Regions from separate parts of the Homo sapiens genome. Here region 2 is linked to region 1. A link is a loop called in an ENCODE intact Hi-C map of the cell type or tissue named here. Cell type or tissue: PC-9. All regions are shown on one strand. Each heading gives the region's core, and the rest is flanking DNA. Links, peaks and the distances in the headings are about the cores only.

Region 1 (9,608 bases), core at 1-8,000:
ACCTAAGGAAGGCGGTGGACTTCCAGCCATAGGCCATGGGGAGCCAGCAAATATCTCCTTGGGAATTGTTAGATTCACCCATCCATAGATGATATGAGCTTCCCTGACCATGGCTTTGAACTTCTCCATTCACTATAAGCAAGAAAGTTAACACAACAGGGTATAATTATCACCAAGGAATACCATCCCCACTTTCATTTGGCTTCAGGGTTGGTGTAAGCACCTCTTCTGGAGCACTGAACTCATCATTTTCTAATCACTGCTTATTTCTGCATTTCCTCTTCCTCCTCTTTATTTTACTTATTTCTTCTTCTCCTCCTATTTCTCCTCCTCCTTCTTCATCTTCTCTTTGTCCAACTCCTGCTGCTCCTTCTTACTCTCTTCCTCCTCCTTCTTCCTTTTTCCTCCTCCTCCTTCTCCTTATCCATCTCCTCCTTCTTCTCTTTCTCCTTACCGTTTTCCTTCTCCTCCTTCTTCAGTTAGTGCTTATTTTAACCAAACTTAACTTTTTTCAATATGTAAAGGAGGTGGAAGAGCCCATAGTGTGATTTTCTCAGGCCCTGTGGCTCCCCAGTTTGGCCCTGCTTCCAGGAATCCAGTTTCCTGAAATGGTTCCAACATTCACCTGCCTTAAGCCAAGTTGCTCTCTACACAGTTGTAGCAGGAAGAGGCCACACACCTATAAGTAGGGCCTTGTAAAGGGAAATGCTACATGCCTTTCACATTTTAAAACTTCTCCCTTTCATGATGGACAATAGAGTCAATCATTTAAAATTTACAGTTTCAGGCCTTAGAGCTTAAATGGACACAAATATTAAAAGTCCTGTCTGAAAGTCAAAGAACGCCCTACAATTATGTTCTTCCCAAAGATTCAAGAAACATTCATCTGTGATGTTCTAAGATGTGGAACTGAAGTAGAAGATAAACCACAAAGTCTGAGGTGGCTTTGTATTATCTTTGTTATACATTATCTTTGTTTTATAAGTGCATATAGTTGGGTGTTTTAAAAAGGATTGGGGGAGAGTTTTGATGTTTTTCTGTCAGAGTATCTATGGGCAATAAGTACTAAGTTAACCTATCTTCCCCGTTAGACCAAGTCCCTTGAGGTCAGGGACCATGGTCATTTCCACATATTTCATGGGTTCTCAGAAAATGTACCTTGATGGAATGAGGAATAAAAGAATGAATCATAATAATGATTATTAATTTTATTCTGATTCATGTTTTATAACATAATCTTTAAAAACTCATATGCATTTCTTAAGTGCTGAAATTATAAATCATCATCATCATTATTATTTTGGCCCTAGTAAACAAGCCCTTATACATAAAACTACCAGCCCAGTAATTGGCACATAGTATATATTCAATAAATATGGCCTTTTTATCTCCTCACTCCTCATGTCCATATGGAATATAAAAATAATCTAAATTCTTGAAGACTAGTAAATATGAAATTGTACTCGAATAAGCGTGTTCTGATATCCTACTCTTTTTTTCTAAAGTATGTTAAATTACATCATGAAAATCAAGAACATTTAAACCAACAGTTCTATGAATAATCGTATTTTCACAGTGTTCTTCGCTCCTAGACAGAATGAATCTGGGTGCATACAATGCCTCTACAAAACAAGCTAGGTTTTACACAAATATAAAACCAAGACAAAATGCAGCCTTTCTGCGTTTAGATGTTTACTGATAAACAGAGCAACTAGCTAGTCAGTGACAGGACGAGTTTCCTGGTACTCAGATTGACTTGAGCCATTTCTGTGAAGAGGAAGCCAGGTTGTGGAATGGGGAGCAGGGAACACAGAATCTCTAGCATATTGTTTTAAAAGGAAAACTCAAGTACCAAGTAAGATCACCTTGAACACAATCAGTGTCTATATGATTTCACAAAAGATGTTAGACTGTTCTGAACTGAGAATGTTATCCATTTGGAAAGCCATTTTTACTTGTATACCTCTTAAAAATATAGTAAGATCCTTTGTGTAACTTATTCACTAAGCAAATTGCACAAGACTTCTTCAAACTAACATTCCTATTTAATATTCACACTTTACTAGCTCAAAATGAATAGCAACTATAAAGGAGAGTCTAAAGGGGACACCTATACCAGTGTCCCCACACCCACAGGGAGGGAGCTAAGTGAATAGCCAGAGCACACAGAAGGTAACTGCCAGACCTCAAGGCTCAACCCACATTACACACCCATCCTAGAGAAAACATACACATATAAATAAATGAGAATTAAAATGTTTCATTGATTCTATCTCAATAAGGCAATCTACATACTCAAATAGCATAAAGTTTATAGCTGAGGCAAAGGAGGCATTGTGCTTAGCATTTGAGATAATTATATTAATTTTCCACTTTAGAATAAGCTGGTTTTAAAGAGATAAGGAGGAGCAGTTAGGGATTAAACAGTCACAGAGTATAGCCACCTCTTTGGTTTTTGACACAAAGATCCCTTGATTGGAATTTAATCTATTAACTTGGATTCACTTTATTTCACAAAGGAAATTAGAGGTGCCTCACTGGCCCCACTTGGTAGGTATAAACTAATATTTTACTGACAGATATAATCTTATATGCCCCGACATCCCATCACTGAGTAATACAAGTTGCCTATGGTTTTCTTGTTTTTTGCTTTCTGTCAATTTGCAAGAAGCACACGCTACTTTTAAAGAATAAACAATGGGGTGATTGATGAAGCCCACAATTACACAGCCAAGAATATTTTACAGAAGAAACATTATGTGTTTCCTGAAATTTCCACCTTGCATCATGCCCAGGTCTACGTGCTTTATTCTCTATATTTTTAAAGCATAGAATTTGAGAGTTTTGCATGTCAACAATGTCACATGGTTGTCACCCTGAAATGAGAAGAAACCAACACAGCCCAGTACCCAGAAGTATGCTCTCAAATTTCAAAGAGCAATCTCAAAGTATTAAATAGCTTAGTAAAATGCAGTTATGACTTTCCCTTGACTGAAGGGAAGAGAATTTTTAATGTAATAGCAGTAACAGTTAAAATCCTCTTAGCCCGTTATCTATAAGGCATTTTCACATTCACTATCTTATGTAAAAAGATAACTCACCAAACCAGGTGTTTAAGGACTTACCTATTTTTGCAAGGGATGCTAGAAGTATCCAGAGAGTGACCTCATAAGGAATTTGCACATAGTCATAATCCAGTTCAAAAACAGATATCCCTTCCTCTGGCTCTGAGCTGGCAGCAGCAAACCAAGCGTTAGATGCATACTGAGCAGTGGAATTTGCAGATTCATTCAAATCAGAAGATGCTTCAGAACACTCAAGAGCCACTAGCAGTAGCAAACAATTCCAAGGACTGTAAGTCACGAACATCTGCAGAGCCATTCCTGTGGGCTTCTCCTACCTACACCCCTGTGTGGATGTGTGCCACACATCTGAAGTCGGGGAGGCTTCTAGAGAGTGACTGCATCCACCTGGGTCAAAAGTAATATAGGTACAGTCTGTGGGTCCTCCCAAGAAGATTCCGAGTGTGTTATTGAGCTCTGTATGTAGACACTTTCTAATCTGGTTTAAATCGTTTGTGTTCAGGCAACTCAGCTTCCAACTCAAATGCAGTTATTCAATAGACTTGTTAAAGTCCATGGAGCTACCTGGAGGACCTCCATCCAATCATGGCTTGAGCAATTTATGAAAGAAATAAAAATCTCTTCACTTAAAGGCATTTCCTCATTTCACTGCATACTGGCTTTGTCTTGTGGGTGAAAATTTAAAAGGATACTGTAGTGCTCATTCCACAGATCACTGGAGTCCTTCTAATGAGGAAAGGAAACCTTCCCTGTCTATCAGATCCCAAGAAGGAGCTACCTGATCTGCGCTTGTTCCTTCTCTCCTCCCCCTGTCCTCTCATTTGTTTTGAATGACCACGGCTTCAGGTAGCTCTGGAACTACACTTAATTATTTGCTTTGATTTGACTTTTGTAATGAAATCCTTTCTCTGAGGGTTCTCTGGAGGTCACACTGCTGACACCTAGTGGGCACCTGCAATACAACACCCTTGACACTTTCAGTTATGAACGTTAAGGTGACCATGAAATTATCTAAACCAGGACACTTTGGGGAATGAATAATAATGATAATTATGCAAAGCTATAGGCACAAACCAGAATTGTCCAGCAAACTGTCTTATATGGTCTCTATACATGAGGAAGAAGGAGGATAAGAAGGAGGTGGTAACAACAAGGATGGTAGCAAACACTGAAACTTTTGCATGTTACCAGACTCCATGAGCAGTCATTCATAGAAGGAATGAAGTTCCAGATCTCTATGAACTTTACACTATAATTTTTAAAAAACAGGAAGCCAAAGAACAAGTTCCATAAATACACCTAAATACCTGGATTTGTAAAACTCCATGGCACATCCAGATTTTCCATTTAAAAAACATTTGTTGTTGTTAAAAAGAAGCAGCATCATAGAATGTTGATGAAAGAATTTTGAGATAATTTTTATGAGCCTACTTCTCGCTCTTCTACTTGTTGCCAGGTGACCTTGGTGAAGTTAATTACCTTTCAGAAATTCCTTATCTGAAACAGAGAGGAAAATATCTGCCTCATTGAGTAGCTAGGAACATTAAATGAGATAAAGCAAGTAAAGAATTTGGCATGTAGTTGGCACTTAAATGTTAGTTTTTATTTTAAATTACATTTCTTATACTTTTAGGATAAGATACAACACTTTTGCAATGATTACTGATACTCAGTAAAAAATGAGAATAATACATCATCCATATACTACCCCAACATCTCTTTTACATCAAACTGCAAGATGCTTTGTGTTTTGTTTTTTCTTAGTTCATATTAGTGAGTGCAGGGGATTTCCCCCCAGCCAACACACACACACACACACACACACACACACACACACACACACACACACTCAGCTAACATCACTGGGAAATTGAGAAAGGAATGGTTGAGAAGGGCTAACACCTAGATGCAAATTCATAGTGAGGCAATAGAATTAAAAGTTCACATATGAATATTTTTTCTTTTTCCTTCAGTTTGACTCCAGAATAGATTAGATTCAGTCACTGAAATGAGACTATCAGGTGGACTACAAGAAGGGTACACATATTGAGTCGATTATTTTTTCTCAAAGAATATATGAATATCCTTTAATAGAAAGCTGCTTTATAATAGGTGTTTTATTTTTATTTGCATTTTATTGTACTTTTCTTTCTAAAAAGAAATGAGGGAGCAAGTCTCACATAGTGCCTTGTGGAAAGACCAAAATGAAGAATCAAAAGACTTATGTACTCAGACATTAGTTATCTGATTGGCTTTGGAAAATTACCTGTTTGAGCCTTATAGTTTGAGCCTTTATAGTTTTCTCATCTATAAAATAAAGATGCTGTCCATACCTGGTAACCCTTTCCTGCTCTAAAATTCCAAATTTTGTGAGTATATGGCAACCCGTTTAGCCTTATGATCACCTGATGGCTGATAGTCCAGTCCCTCTCAGAGTAAAAATGCCAATCTTGGGAGGATGGTAAGAGAACAACTTGAGCTCTGCAACAGTCTACTAACTTGTGGTCCAGGTTAAGATGTAGCAGCCCACTTCATCAACCATCGGCATCACTTCCACTCATGCAGTACTTTCTTACAGATGTCAGAACATTCTTTCTAAAATGATTTCTTAGTATAAGGTCCCCAGAAAGTGTATGTGAGACAAAGCTTCCATGAGAAGTGCAAACTAAGGGCAGCAAAAGTGAGGGGAAAGGGGGAAGAAAGGAGAAGCTCTTCTAGAATGACAGCATAAGAAGCACCATAGATTTCCTAGTGAAACAACTATAACTGGTGAGATCATTAAAAATCAAAAACAACCATCCAGTCTCTGGAAATTGTCCTAAGAGCAGACAGAAATTGAAAAAAATCTTCTAAATATTGGTAAGACCTGAAGGCACGGCCTGTTTTCTCTACCCACCCCTCAGCTCAATGTGAGAAAAACTCTATTCTGGATGAATGTAGCCACGAGGATGGGGCTGCCTCTAATCCCAGATCCCAGTTTATGACTACAGTTTCTACCCAGAAAAGTCAGGTTGTCAGCATACGTAACCAAACTCTGCCCTACCCCAATCCTAGCAATATGTTGAACAGACTCTATTGCAGGCAAATGTAACTGAATCTACCCCAGAAACAGCAAATTAGGAATACTGGACCCCGATAACTCTCAACTTACTCATAAGACTGAGTTTTCACAACACTGGAAATAAACCAAGATGACCAGTGGCTACTACCCCAGTCCAGCATCCCACTCACACACCAGGGGTATCACTCCAAGAGAAGTAGGTTACTATCTCTATCCCCATCTCCAGAGTAGTGGAACAGAGTTTCTGCCAAGGAGAGGAGACAGGCTATAGAACAGAGAACTCTATAACTAACTCTAAGTATGCTAACTTTATTTGGAACAAAATATAGAGATGTTCAAGCCTAAGGGCACTGTCAAAAACAATGAAGATTTAGGTTGTGAGCAAGGAAGAAAAGCTAGTAGCTCCATGATTGCAATAAGTTAAAGAGTAGACCAACTAGAAGTTTAACAGAAGAACCAGAAAAAGAGATGGCTGAAAAGAGCTCTCCTGAGGCTATAACATGTCTCAGAGACTGGTCTCAAAGATTACCCTGCAAAGGAGCCTGACTTTAATTGGATCGGACTGTGGAGTAATTTATAACCCAAGGCATTGTTGAAAACAATAGGCCATTTCAGCCAGCAGTTACTGGAGGCTAACAGTTGAGTGTGATGTCAATAGATACAACAGACCAGCTAGAAGCTTAATATATCAGTGAAAGAAAGTCAGAGAAGCCTGCTAAAACCATTGTTATTCTGGGGGAAGGGAGAAAGGGCTTAGGGGTATTATAACCATGCCCCAGGCTTCACTGGCTGAGGATCAGTATAAAAAGCTGCACAGGGAAATAGACTTTGCTGATATAGTCCAGCCAAGTCACTAAACAAACAGCAAACAATTAAGCAACAACAAGCCCTGGAGTTGGGGGAGGGGGAGAAAGCAGCATCAAGAATTGCTACAAGAAATCATCTAAAATATCCAGTTTTTAGGCAGAAAAAAATTATGGACTACATACTGTCTACAGAAGTCACATTTTAGTTTCAAAGATACCAGTAGGTTGAAAGTAAAAAAAAAAAAAATGAGAAAAGATATATTACACAAACACTATGCTAAGAGAACTTGAGTGGCTTTACACTGACGAAATATGCTTTAAAATAACAAATGTTACTAGAGATAAAGAGGGACATTTAAGAAAAAGAAAAGTGTCAATCTATCAAGAAGATGTAACAATTCAAACTTATTTATACAAAGTGGGATTTATCTCAGGAAGGCAAGGTTGGTTTAATATTTAAAAATTATTTCATATAACATACATGTCAATAGAATTAAGGCAAAACCACATGACCATTTCAACAGACTGAGAAAAGCATTTGACAAAATCAACAACCTTTTATTTTAAAAACACTCTACAGGTCAGGAATGGAAGGAAACTTCTTCAACATGATAATACACAGCCAACATCATACTTAAAGGGAAAAGACTAAATACATTTCCCTGAAAGAACAGGAACAAGACAAAGAGATACACTCTTGCCACTTCCATTCAATATTCTACTAGAGCTGCTTTTAGTCAGGGCATTTAGACAATGAAAAGAAACAAAAGGCATTCAGATTGGAAGGAAAAAAAGTCAAACTATTTCCACTTGCATGATCTTTTAAATAGATTACTCTAAAATATTTAAACAGAATATCCTGAATAATTGACTAAAAAACTATTAGATATAATAAATGAGTTTAACAAGCTTGTAGGATATGAGATCAATATGCAAAAACAAATTGTGTTTTATAGTGACAATGAATAAAACAAAATGGAATTAAGAAAATAATGCCATTTATAATAGCATCAAAAAATGCAATTCTTAGGAATAAGTTTATCAAAAAAGTGTCACACTTGTATTCTAAAAAAAATTGTTTAAAGAAGATCTAAATAAATGGAAATATGATCCAAATAATAATTATCAGTTAACTTAATTTCTCAGAAAAGATCCATTCACAGGTGCACCAGAGTATCGCAGGGTGCTGTGCGCTTTCCTGTTTATACTTGTGATGGTGAAGGGAAAATATAAACAGTTTTCATTTGCAAAGCAGAGAGTTAAAAGAATCATCCTGGAATTTTAGGTCCGCAGCAAGCTATTGGATACCTGACAGTTTTGATCTAATTATTCAGATAACTATATTGGTTGTAGAAACTTGACCTTCTCTGACCTGCCTTCCTGACCCCTTTTTGGTGCCAGTCCCAAGAATCCCTGTGGTTCTTGTCATCTGTTCATAGAAACCCGCTCACACATAGAGCCCAGTGGCAGGAAAGGAATGGCCAGACATCCTCTCCCCAGTGGGTGCCTTATAATTTAGATTGCTATATCCTGTCTTCCCTCATGGGACTAATTGAGGGTGGTACACATGGCAAGAGAATCTCCCATCCATCCCCCAGGGTTTCAGCTGTGCATAGCCAGAAGAGGAGCTTAGGGAACATTCTTCTCTTTTTACCCTCAGTTTTCTAGAGGCAACTTCTGTTTTAGAGAAGCTCCAAAGGAAAAAAAAAAAAAAAAGGCAGAACTGACACCATATTTTACACATGATGAATTAGAAAGTCACCTCTCTCCAGGAATAGTTTTCAACAAAATAATCAGCACACCTCTTCTTCCTTCCCATAACGTGTGCTCATTGTTGACTTTACCAGAAAGTATTTGTGTAGCACTCTGAGACTAAAGTATCTGTTGCTTGCCCCTGAATTCTTGATACTTTGTCAGGGCTCAAATTTATATTCTTTTTTAGGAAGAAGAATGAAAAAGAGTAGTGATAGAGAATTGGTCAATGCTGTCCAGAAAGATGATTTGCCTTCCAAGACCACAGCTAGCAATTAAACTGGATGGCCTGGATCAAGTTCTGGTATATCATACCCCTAAATTGAAAGCCTACATCTTAAGCTGGAGAGAAGTCAAAAGCTATGACCCTGCTTTCAGGACAGAAAGCTGAGCTCTGTCTCTGCTCCCCAAAGTCAAACTTCCACTGCTCAGAGTGAAACAGAGGGGATGGGTAAAGGCAAAATCAAGTCCAGGAGACCCCCCCTATATGGAAGGAGAGGGTAAATACCACAGTGTAGTCTGGGTGGATGGGGTGGGCATGAATGTAAGCTTTGAAATAAGACAGATCTTCACACCAGAGTTAATGTCAGATTCTTACAGTTCTACTGTGATAGCTTCCCTAAGGGAATACAAACTTTGCAAGGGGGAAAAATTTGAAGCTATGTGAACTTGGGCAAGTCTTAAACCTCTTTCAGTCTCAGTTACTTTATCCACGATGATGATGGTGATGATGATGATGATGCCTATTCTAAAGATGTTTGAGGATTAGGTGACATGACAAATAACAGAAAGAAAAATGCTTAATACAGAATTGATACCAGATTAGTATTAGATTCATTTTATTTCAAAGTGATTATAAACTCCACATAGGTAGAAGTCTAATATCCTTCAGTATCCTATAATACT
Region 2 (13,008 bases), core at 1-8,000, 330 kb before region 1:
GATTTAAAAACAAATCCATAGAAGAGAAAAATTTAGCCCGAGAAATGAAAACTTTTTTCCTAAAAAAGTTAGGCAAAGTATCAAACTGCTTTATTATTGTCTAGAAGCACATATACTCTTACATGTATTTTTTTTTAAAAAGAGAGTGTTTTGGATTATTTAAAAATGACAGACTTGATCTTTCACTTCTTAGATGTAACTCGACTGCCTTTAAATGGGCTTTCACAACTTGAGTCATGAGCAGTTATAGGTTACTTGGGGAAGAATCATAAATTCGAGATGATTCAATGGCCTCCTTTAGTCATGCTTCCACACAAATGCAGAGGCAACTCATTTCAGTTTTCCATGGGCATAAGAAAAGCCATAGAACTGCACAGTCAAAACACTCATTATGAAGTTAAGGTGAAAAGTAAACTAGAATCAGAAAACAAAATCGTCCTTTTTCTACGTAAAGGCTGCACACACTCTAAAGGTAGTGCAATATTTAGCAGGGCATCTACATAGAATTAGAAAGTAAACATCATAAAATGTTAAGGATGATAGCATCGGCTTCCTCATTGTGGCTATTTTCAACAGAGGATGGAAATGAGGATTGCTGTCACTTATTTGTCCACCAAGGTCAAACGTTGAGCCTGTGGAATAACTCAGACTGAACCCTGAGAGCACGAGTCTCATAGGTTAAGCTGAAAACATTCCCAAACATTCTGCAACAGGGAAAATGTTTCCAGGAAGCAGTGGGGGACTAGGTTACTTTTCTAGGTGGAGCTGCCTAGAAGGCAGCAGGTCACATTTGTGCTAAGTATAGAATCAAAGAAAAAATCTGGGGCCTGGGTAAGTGTGCTAAGGATAGCAGCATTCATGAAACGGTGAATTTAGAGCAGACATGTCCAGAAGAAAGAACAAAAAAGAAATTTGATAAGCTATGTATTTACTGTAATTTTTGAAGAAGAAACGAAGCAATTCTTCAAGGGAGATACTGGGAATGCCTTCTGCAGATCTGCACAGGGACACTGAATACCCTGACTGACCATACCCCTACAAAAGGCTTTTGCAGAAAATACATAAAACATCTTCATATAAACATTTCTTAAATCAGCCCATACCTAAAGTTTGAAGATATGATATTAAACTGCCATAGTCTGAAGGTTTTCCTAATGGGCAAAAGTATTCCAGGTTTATTGTTCCTCTTTCTCATTCTTTTAATTTACATATACTTTACATAGAGTAAAATGTACAGATTTCAAGTGTAAGATTTGATGGGTTTTGACAAATGTAAACATCAGTGTAGCCACAACCAATTAAAAATAGAATGTATGCATCACTCAAAGAGGTTCTTTATGCCTCTTCACTCTCCTACCCAAAGCATCTATCACTATAGCTCAGTTTTGTCCTTAGAACGTCATTATAAATGGAATCATAGCAGTATACAGTCTTTTGTTTGGGAATGTTTTTACTCAACATAATGCCTGAGAATGCATTCATGTTCTCAAGATGTGTTCACACTTCATTCCTTTTTATTGCTGAGCATTATTCCATCGTATGAGTATATCAAAATTTGTTTATCTGTTTATCCACTGATAAACATTTGGGTTGTTCTAACTATTATGAATGAAACTACTGGGAATATACCGTTTTGTGATGTTCTAACTCATACATGAAATTTTGAAATAATGGATAACATTTTCTTAGACAAATGATTTTAGAAAAATATGGTAATGAAATTTTTGTATGGAGCACAATCTTAGGCAAAACTGATAAAATGGCACTGGAACTTATCGATGCTACGGCAGGCACCTGAAGTGCACCTGCTGAAGCTTCCTCCCTTTTCCCCACCCACAAGCAGCCCTGCTAAATCCAACTGAGAACATGGTTCTTAATAAAACACTGCCTTAACTGTCTTCCTCAAACATTAATTCCTCAGCAAAACTTTTAACAATTATTCCATAGCGCTCAATTATTGTAGGAGATTGGAAAGCTGAATGGCTCATTCAGCTTTCATCGTTCAGCCACCTAGAACACAACCCATCCTTATAGCATTATTTCTGGAACTCCTTTGGAAAAAGACTTGCCTCTGCAATATTTAAGGAGCATCTCTAGGCTTTAATTTAGGGGGTCAAAAATTACAACCAAGGAGAAAGAGCTAGACTCTTAAGAAGCTGGCTGTGTGAGAACAGGCAGCTGATTAACCTCTTAGGATGGAATCTCAATGCTCCCTCATGCTACGAATGCTGTCGGGGTCCATTAGGATGATTTGACTTTAGCCCTGCATTCATAAAAGACTCCCAATTAGCCTTTGCATGATATCTACAAATCATGTTGTATATAGGGTCATTCATTTATGTATGAATTGTAAAAGCATAGAGAGTTAATATATTAAATATAAACACTAAAAATGCTACAATATTTGCAAACTTGTTTTCATATGTATTAATTTTAACAACGAGGAACCTTAGAAATCGAAGTGTCTGAGGGCTTTCTCTACTTCAGTGAAGTCCTCTATGTCTTGCTAAAGGACGAAATATGAGGATTAGTGCAGCGTGACCAGCTATCACAGGTGCATTCCAGAGTCCAACATGTACTCTTAACTTTCTCCATATTATATCTGGGAAAAGGGAAATTTGCCACTTCCACATTTGCTAAAGAGTAATATTTGTCATAATATTGTAATGTACTTTCAAAGTAGTCTCATAAATATTATTGCATTCATCAAAATATTTAGACAATCTTTCTGAGAAAAGCTAGAAGTTACTTTAAATGATTTAAAATTGTGTTTTTGAAAAATTAGTTTGCTCTTCTTTACATTAGTATGCTATTGTTTTCCCATAAAATTATGCTTCAGATTACAGAACAACTAATGCATAATCGTCCACATTCTTTATCTCCATTCTTCATTTTCTCAGACTTGTTTTCCATTTTTTCTCCAATTTTCTGACACAGCCTTAATTCTTTCTGCTGTTACAATATCATGATTACACTTTTCTGATTTCCAAACACTCATTGCTGCACACACTTCATCATTCTGCTTTCCAAATACAATAATTCCCTCTTCCCTTTCATTTTCTAGACTCATAGTTTGATTTAGTCAACAACATATATAAAATGCTGATTGGGTTTCTCAAGCATTTATAACTTTCTTAGATTGTCATAACAATTTTTATCATTAAACATCCTACATACCCAGTGCTCTGTACTCTACTGAGTAACAATCATTAACAGAGAATGACCATGGGGGTTTACCTATTTCCACAAGTAATTAGGGGTTTAATCTGAAAATGAGAATTTCATCTAATGCCAAGGAAATATTTATTCACAAGAATTGAGTTTCAGGAAGTAGGATGTGATTGAGGGCACACCCCTGGATTCTGACTGCCCTGGTTCAAATCCTGCCTCAAAGTTTCACACTTTACACTTTATTGAGTAACCCTGAGCAACTTTCGTACTGCTCTGTCTCAGTTTCTTCATTGGTAAAATAGAGAGGATCCAAGTGCCTACCTCAGAAAGTAGTCATGAGGACCGAACAGAGGAAAAGTCCTGAAAACAGTGCCTGGAACATGACAAACAACTAATAAGCATGGGCTAATTTTGTTATTATTATTATTATTATTAAGCTTTGGCACGAGCTCCTGCTAATGGTTAGCAAATGTTACTCTCTGAAATCTTCTAAAGCATCAGAGATTCTCATGTGACTGGGCTATTTCAGGACAGGCCAAGAGGCAAAAGAATAAACTCGCTGTGGTGTCTTCCAGTCCTGAGATTTCAGAGGAGTAAGGGAATGATGACCTCCAATGCATCTCCCAGTGTCTTTCTGGAACTCTCCACGAGGTGGCACCAGTCACCCCACAGTCCCATGACAAAATGTTTTGCCAAGAACAGAAGGTGAATCCAGGCTCAAGCTCGTTCGTATTGAGGACAATTTCTTCTTTGAGTGTCCAGTCAAGCCAACCGCCTTCCCCTGCCCATCAGCCCTTTACTTCTAGGAAGTAAAAATTCTTTTCAGGACAGACCGTTAGCCTAGGTCAAGCACATTAGGCTTCTCTTTCCATACACGAAAATGTAAAGAAAACAAATGGCTCAGAAAAAAAAAATTATAAAACTTAGTGAAAAAACCAATACAATATTTTTTGGCCACTCACTACTAGTTAGTTCTGAGCAAAGTGACTATTTGGGGGATAGGATGGTTTTCAATGAAAGGAAATATTTGCAAAGAAATTAAATCCCTTAGTACTGAGTAAATAGTAGATAGTAATGAGACACATATTTTGAAAAAGGAGAATAAAGCTTATGGAAATTCAGTCTGCCTTTTCACTGTGACAAAACCTAATTCCAGACCAGAGACAGTATGGGTTTTTTTTGTTTTTTTAGAGACAGGATCTCGCTCTGCCAGGCTGGAGTACAGTGGTGCGGTCACAGCTCACTGCAGCTTCCAACTCCTGGACTCAAGCAATCCTCTTGCATCAGCCTCCCGAGTAGCTGGGACTGCAGGCACCACCACCACACTCGGTTCAGAGAAATAATCTTCTCACTTTGCACATCTGAAAACCGTCTTTCAGGATAAAGATTAATGATGCCTCATTATAGTATGTCATATGAGTAAAAACATTTGTTTGCCAGGCCTGTCATTTTACTTCTTAGAAGAACAGCACATTTTTTTTTTTTTGAGGGAACGATAGGAGTGTGGGGAAGCATTTATTCAAGTTTGAAGTTTAAGGTTGTTCAGAAAAGCTCCACCAAAGGTATTCCTGAGATGGTGATTTATCTGGGCAGGTGTTAGACCGTGAACCAGAATGTCTCCAACAAGGTTGGAGGTTGGGTGGACAACAAGGTCCGTCAGGTTGGGTGGACACTTACAGGAAAGCAATGGCTCTCTCCAAAGAAATGGCTCTGTGTCTCCTCTCTTCACATTCTCATTCCTCTCTTCACATTCTCACAGCCTTCACCCAACTAAGATGTTCCAGACTCAAGGAGCAGGCTTTGGGATTTGATTTCCTCATTTTCTCCCATATTAGTGCCCCATTTTAAAATGGATTCTAACAACCAGTTAGACACATTTCCACTGAAGAGCAATGCGGGGAAAATAAGCTTGCAAGGAAGAATCAGAGAAAGAAAAGTAATCACATTTAAAATATTTTTGTAAATAAAAGCCGTCACATCTCTTTTCTATATAATATTAAGCAAGGCTGACTAATGCTGGCATTTGACATTTGTGGAAAATGTCAGACCAAGGACGTTGGAAAATCCACATTAAAATTTGAAGGAAGGTGTTCCCATATTATAACAGGATCAGTGTCTGGATGACAGTGATTTTTTAGACAAATCCCAACTGTGACAATGGAAGGCACAAAGCGAGTCTACAAAGCAGGTACTTTTAGAAATATGAGTGTAACTAGTCTATGCTGTTTAGAAGGCAGATCTAGTGCACCTGGGTCTTTTGATCATCAAAACTGAAGACACTAATTCTAGTACAAGAGATGCATCTGACTGGCATATCAGTAACAAATAGTTTATATTAACTACTTTTTTTTTCCACCACCAACCTCCCACACACCAGAGCTCTTAATATGTTAAGTCTGAACTCAGGTAAAATATTCGGTTTCCTATTGGGAAGCTATGCTTTTGGTTTTCTCCTGCAAGCCTACTTGTCACATACCAGGGAAAGTCAGAGAAGCTTTTAAAAAACCACTGTAGTGGATCCAACCCAAATGCCCATCAACCAACAAGTGGATAAAGAAACTGTGGTACATATATACAATGGAATACTACTCAGCCATTAAAAAGAATGAATTAAAGGCATTCACAGCAACCTGGATGAGGTTGGAGACTATTATTCTAGGTGTAACTCAGGAATGGAAAACCAAACATTGTACGTTTTCACTAATATATGCAAGCTAAGCTATGAGGACGCAAAGGCATAAGAATGATACAATGGACTTTGGGGACTTGGGGGGAAGGGTAGAAGGGGGCAAGGGATAAAAGACTACAAATAGAGTGCAGTGGATACTGCTTGGGTGATGGGTGTGCCAAAATCTCACAAATCACTGCTAAAGAATTTACTCATGTAACCAAACACCACCAGTACCCCAATAACCTATGGAAAAATTGTTTTAAAAAATAAAATAATAAAAAAAGAAACTAAAATGTGAAGGAAAAAAAAGAAAAAAAGAAAAGCCACTGTAGCCACACCTTGGCCAGCCCCTCCCAGGGAGTTCCCTGCGCTTGTCCACAGTGTGCAGCTATTTATAGCCCAGATCTCTCACAGGATAGACATAGAGACAGCAGGGCTGCGTGTGCATGCAGATGTGGATGCCAGGGCTGCGTGTGCCTGCAGGTGTAGACGGCAGAGCTGCATGTGCCTGCAGGTGTGGACGGCAGGGCTGCGTGTGCCTGCAGGTGTGGACGGCAGGGCTGCGTGTGCCTGCAAGTGTAGACAGCCTGCCTCCAGGCTGTCGGCAGTTCTTCCTAAGCCGTCCTGCTCTTGACTTGCCCCACACACTCTCCTGCTCTGACAGCCGCCACATCCTCCTTTACCTGGAGGAAAACATGAGGAGCCTCTGCGAGCAACATGTTCAGCCTCAGCCAAAGGAAAATGAGCACCTGAACTATGTTGCTTGGTTTCTGCGAGCTGTTTTTTCTAGTATTAAGGAGAAAAAAATCCTGAATTACGTATTATGTATCCATCTTATCTCTCTTATCTCAGTTGCAAATAAATGTGGTTTACTGATGGGCTATTGCCATTTCTTTTGATCTTTTGAAAACAAAAAAGGAAACCAAACCACAAATCCCACTTCCTTTTAAGTCAGTCTAACCTGCTAGAGATGGGAACTTCCTATTCCCTTTATATCTACTAACCTTTCCTACACTAGATTAAGTGTTTCCATCCCTACACTTACAGAAAGCACTGCCTCCAGAGCAGGGAAGGACGGGTGAGCTGCAGACGGCTGTGCTTCAGGCATTTTGCCGCACATGGCAGAGGATTCACACAATTCATCCCAATCAGCCCTGCTCATATCCCTGGTGAGAGGCAATAACTTGTGAGCTGTCTGGGGCAAAGAGCTCACCCTGTGCTCGTGGAATGGGGCAGAGCAAGCAGGCACATGCAGGAAACAAGACTCAACTTGGCCTCTGTGGTGTTTCAAGGGACTAAGCTACACTGCAAAGATACCCTTTGCTTCCATGAGCACATCCTGGACCTGGAATAGGGGCTGCTTGAATCCTTCTACTCTCAAGACGTCTAGGTAGTCTCACCAGCCTGTGAGTCTAACAAGGGACTTAGTCCAAGGTTCAGAGCTCTGCAGTCTCCTCCACCCAGAAAGACTCTGTTTCTACTTTCTGCAGCAAAATTCCACATACATCCCAGTTTGCCATTTAAGAAAAGGCTACTTCAATTATGGCAGAAAAATGTTTCTAGCTTGATGTGCTGGTAAGATATCAAATTTTATGGCTGATCTCCCAATGCCAGTGTCCTGAGTGTCCAGGCCACATCCTTACTCATTTCACACACGTAGATGTCCTGCTGACATACAGAAATTGCTGTGTTGATGTTGCTTTGCACAGGGATTATGACTATTCAGCTCTACAGTAATTTTCTTCATATAAGCCAATGTTTAGAATGCCATGCCTACCCATCCTAACACTTCCTGCGTCTTTCCTATCACATCCAATGCCACGGGGCAGGAGGAGATGCGTGACAACCCCTGTGTATCTAAGAGTTCTCTGTGAGTCCACGTTAAAACAAACAGCAGCAGTTTAGGTCCTGCAGAGTTGTGTGATCACTTGCTGAAACACAGGCTGAGGGTCAATGTCCTGACAATGACTACACTTTGCCCAGAACTGACTCTCCTGGAAACAGGTGGCCTGGCCTGCCTGAGGAAGTCTCTGCCCAAGTGTAGGGAGAAGCAATATCCACCTTCCAAGCCTTCTGAGCCTTGCTCTGAGCCTGTTGACCCAGCAAAGGGAACACCATGGGCCCCACCGCTCCTACCCCACAGCCTGATATCAGCATCCCTCTGCCATGCACGGAATGTCTAAACACAGTGCTGCTGATGCCAAAGAGTCTTCCTATGTGCACATACCCAGCAATGGTCATAGAAAATTTAGCTCTGCCCTTCCCTAACACCATCTGCCCAAAAATACAGACAGCGTCCAATTCTGTTTGTGGCATCGATAAAGCAGCCACCGCAAGCCTGAGCCCAGGCTGCACCTGCTCCTAGTTGTGGGCAGAGCTCAATATGCTGGCCCAGGGTTGGCATGGAAGCCTCAAGAGCGAGTGACCAGTCACATTCCATCCCACGCAACAGGGTAGCTCTCCCTGCTCTTGGTAAACAAATGGTCATACACAAACAATGTAGAGTTGTGCTGAGGTGGAAATTAAAGAAAGAAAAATAAAATTAAGTAGAAAAAGAAATAAGCTTCCCTGTATTAGGCTGACTTATCCCAGAGGCAGCAACAGGCATAGCCCAGACCCAGGAAAAGCCTTGTAAACACTATCTAAGAAGCTAGGACACAAAGGAATGTACTCTGGAGAACTCCCTCAGCAAAGGGAGAAGAAAAACAAATTTTCCTTTCCCTTTTTAGTATGAGTTTATAGCTTCCTGTTCTCTGTAACTAGTAACTTCAAGTATTTTGTTTTATCTAAGCGGCACAATGAAGGTCATGAGAAGCCTGAGCAGGCCTGAACTACAGCCATCTGGGCACCATAGCAACGGTTATGAGATAAGCCCGTGCTAGACACTAGAGCAAACCCAGATAACAGCCATCTGGGCTGCACCGCAATGGTCATATGTAATCCTGAGTTACATACCTACCACAATTTGATTAACTGTCTTTGTTCTGCCTCTGTTTCTTTGCTTTCATGCCACTGAAAGCCTGCTTCAAGCTAGCCCACCCCCTTTTTGAAGTGTGTATAAAGTTCAAGAGCTGTCTTTGTTCTGGGCCCAGTCTCAGGATGTTAATCCACTGGGTCTGAGTGCACTCCATAAAATCCTCCTGCTTTACCCTGAGGTCTCTCTGGTCCTCCTGATTCCTGCAACAGTGCCACAAAGGAAATTATAATAAAAGTCAAATGTAAAGTAAGTGTCCTCTGAATCACCTAGTTTCATGGCTTTGAAAATGGGAACACCTTGGACACCTCAGAACTTCTCGGGGCTTTTGCATGAAGTCCTGAGCAAGGAAACACTTGGCCCTTTACCATAAGCAACACAAGGTTCATTTAAAAAAATCTGACATGTATAATTATTGTGTCAATTAAAAATCACAATAAAAACAAAAAGAAAAAATCCACCAGTTACAGGTGTATGGATATATGAGTACATTAAATGCTTTATCCTCCTACACAGTTCTCAGCCAAACATAACTCTTCACGTATATTGCTTTTTGCACAAATTGCAAAATGGAAAAAGACCAACAATTTTTTTTCAAAGCTACTAAACACACACACACACACACACACACACACACACACACACACACACAAACTGTCCAAAACCAGAACGAAAACCAGGATCAAAGCAGTTCTGAGTTTAAAACGATCATGCTGCCCATAATACATTATCACTAAACTATGGTGATTACATGTTCCCTCTATTGAAAAACTGTGGTTACAAAAAAAAAAGCAAGGAAAAAGAAGAAACAAATATTTGTACATGTAAACAGAGCACTGTTATTTCTGGGAAGACCATAGAAAAATGTGTACCCTTACTGGAACTTTGAAAAGGGAAAGGGTAAAGTGTCGTTTGGGTGAGAAAAATTTTTTTGGCCAAGAAGATGCTCAGTTTTAAGGGATATAAGGATATGGGATTTGGTCCTATGGAATTATGAATTCAAGCAGAGGGATGATAATTTATCAGATCTAAGTGAAAAAAGCCAGACACAAAAGTCCACATATAGTGTGATTTCATTCATAGGAAATATTCAGAATAGGCAAACCCATACAGATAGAAAGTAGATTAGAGGTTTCTTAGAGCTGGTCAGGAGAGAAGGAGAGTAGAAAACAAGGTTTCTCTGTGGAGTAATAAAAATATTCTGAAGTCAGATAGTGGTGATTCTTGCACAACTCTGTGAATGTACTAAAACCCTACGCTGAATTATACACATCAAAATGGTAGGTTGTATGTTGATTACATCTCAGTAAAAAAGGCTTTTACAATGAAGAGCTCTAATGGCTAAATCCAGTGAAAGAAAACAGTTCAAATAAAAGACAAAAGAAAGAATGGTTTAACAGGGTTCTTCTCAGAGTGAGATTTTTTTTTTTAGCTCTTTAAACTGTTGGGGCTCAGGAAACAAAACTCCAAAATGAAGCCCCAGCAGCAGCCTCAGGAGCAAAAGTTTTTCTCTGACCTTCTCCTGCCCTCCTGCCTCCCAGTCCTGTTCTCTCCCGAGGCTGGCCTTAGAAACCACAAAGGTCCCCTCTCCACAAAGGTGAATCATAGAAACCAGAACTCCTTTCCCCAAAGCCAGCCACGAAACCTGAACATATTACTCTAACTCTCCCTCCACCTTTCTGTGTAAAAATTGGCCACAAAGGACAAAGGAATTGACCGGACCTACCTTGTTTGCCAATTCCAGAGAGGGTCCCGCCCCACACCCAGAAGGAAGGCGTGCTGCTCAGTGAAGCCATGAAGAAGCTAAACGGACAGGCCTCGCTGGGTTCCCCACTTAGTCTATGACCATTAGATCCTGCCCTTTTTGTCCAATCATATTTCTACACAGCTGCCCATCCTTTGTTGAACCTAAGCATAAAAATGGACAATTTGCCCATATCTTTTTGGGTCTTCAATCTGAAAGCTCCCAGGTATACACATGAAATTATATGTATGCCTTTTCTTCAATTAATCTGCCTTTTCCAAGTGGATTTTTCAGGGAACCTTCTGTTCCTCTTGGCCCCTACAAAATACAGGATCTAGATCTGATTATTATTTTTATTCCCTCTGCAGAATTAAGCACAATCTTATGCAGAAAGTATTGTGTTACCTGAGCACTGATGAAATGACACTGGGCAGCATCACAAGCCATCTTTCCAATGATTAGAAGGACAGTAACCTTCTCCATTCTGTTCCTTTCCTTCAACTGTCACTACAGTGTCACCTAGGAGCACTCTGTCACTCTGGTTTGATGTTACAATACAGCATAGTATGTACAGTTTGGTCTCAGTCATACTGAAGTTTGGCTAGTTTTCTAGAATTATCTTTACAAATAATAGCCTGTGCTTATGTTTCCAAGTTAATAGTCTGGCTTTCACTGCCTAATTAAATGAAAAGGGCTTAAAATTCACAAGACTCACCTCTTCAATTACTTTTCTATTTGTAGTGTGATCATTTTAGCAGAAATTAAATTAGTTAGAAACCTAACTAAAATAAATGCAAGCTTCACACAGAAAATAATATATTCAGATAATTCATATGGATCACAATTAATTAATTATTTTTTTTTTTTAGACAAAGTCTCGCTCTGTCATCCAGGCTGAAGTGCAGTGGCACAATCTCGCTCAATGCAACCTCCGCCTCCCGAGTTCAAGTGATTCTCCTGCCTCAGCCTCCTGAGTAGCTGGGATTACAGGCACATGCCACCACGCCTGGCTAATTTTTTTGTATTTTTAGTAGAAACAGGGTTTCACCATGTTGGCCAGGCTGTTCTCAAACTCCTGACTTCAAGTGATGCACCCACCTTAGCCTCCCAAAGTGCTGGGACTACAGGTGTGAGCCACCACACCTGGCATCAACAAACAATTAAGAAAATGAATGGGAGTGATGTAGAAAAATATTTTTGTACCTATGATAAATCATGAGTGTATGCTTATCATAAATATCATCACAGGGCTATCTTTGAAGAGCTCAGAAAATGCCTACCCATATCATATGCTGATATGTTACAGAGACTTATGTTACGATCCCCATTTACAGACAGAAAATTAATAGGGTAAGAGGTTAACAGTCTCTTACACACCTTGGAGTGAGTCAGTGACAGAGTTTTCTCCTCTAAGCCTCAGTGTTCTCCTCTTTATAATAATGGCCTTACAGTGAGCAGAGACTATCATGATGGTTAAATGTGTCAGCATGTGGAAAAGGGAAAGTCCCTGAAAAGTGTCCGACACACAGTTAGTGTTCAAGAAGTATTGTATACAAATATTATTAGTTAGTGTTCAAGAAGTATTGTATACAAATATTATTGTGTTACTGTTACTAGAAGGCTGACGCCTGAATATAGAAATGAAAAATAGAAAGACATGAAGAAAAACCGTGGCTGAAAGTCATACCCATTGCACCGTACGTACCTGCAGCAATATATGAGCCTCCCCCAGCTTTGTAGAGAAAATGGCTGGCGAAGGGGGCTGCACAGATGATCAAAAAGCTTGCGATGACTACAGCAACTACCCCCAGGAGCATCAGGACTGCCCAGAAACCACGGTAAACTGGAGACCCCAGGAGGAAAAGAGAAAAGAAAGAAAAATACACTTAGATTGTGTACACAGCAGATTGTCACAGTCAGTTGCTTTCATCTTCATTTTTCTAATTTCAGCTATGGCACTGCTAGATAGAATGCCAGGGATGGGTCTGAACAAACAGGAGATCTTATCAGATGACCTTGGAATCAGTGATGTCCAAGCTGGTGACCTTCAATCAACTCCTCTTGCTCAATGTTTGTACCACACACATGCTTAATATACTGTGGGAGCTCTTTTTTCCATCACGATTTTCCATTTTAGAAGCAAGAAGACCTAAGGTTCTTGCTTCTAAAGAGTTCTCCCATTTAAGTACCCAGTTGGGTAGCCTAGAAGTGTTTCATACCGAATGTCCAAACACATGTAAATGCATTCACATTATTTACAAACACTACCTCACATCTTCTTCTAAGATATATTTGTACCATGATTATCTCTGAGAGCTGATAATAGTCACCCCAAGCCCCTAACCACAACAAAAATATCCACTTCTATTTAGATTGTTGGCTCTATAGAAAACAGTCTAAGGCAATAAAAAATGACAAGCAAAACCATAAAAGAAGTTCGTTTAGCTA

Evidence for each region. A loop is a pair of places that touch in the nucleus more often than their neighbours do. Peaks named below come from ENCODE experiments on the same cell type or tissue, not always from the same donor. Only the 100,000 strongest peaks of a DNase experiment are listed, where the experiment ranks them.
Region 2: a loop joins it to region 1, with 6 times the contacts of the local background. A loop is called at or near these places in 13 of 110 quality-filtered maps.

What each region holds. Positions count from the first base shown.
Region 1 is chr2:102,467,533-102,477,140 of GRCh38, reverse strand. SLC9A4 (solute carrier family 9 member A4) reads right to left here and starts at 3,915. Exons shown (of 12, transcript NM_001011552.4): 1 at 3,126-3,915. The coding sequence starts at 3,381. In PC-9, for the core only: CTCF peaks have their summits at 3,821 and 4,038 (motif pointing left); a DNase peak (open chromatin) is centred at 3,970.
Region 2 is chr2:102,797,258-102,810,265 of GRCh38, reverse strand. TMEM182 (transmembrane protein 182) reads right to left here. Exons shown (of 5, transcript NM_144632.5): 4 at 12,266-12,403. Among named protein-coding and RNA genes, the nearest start is that of TMEM182, 42 kb to the right of the region's middle. In PC-9, for the core only: CTCF peaks have their summits at 3,640 and 3,840 (motif pointing right); no DNase peak of the experiment used is centred there.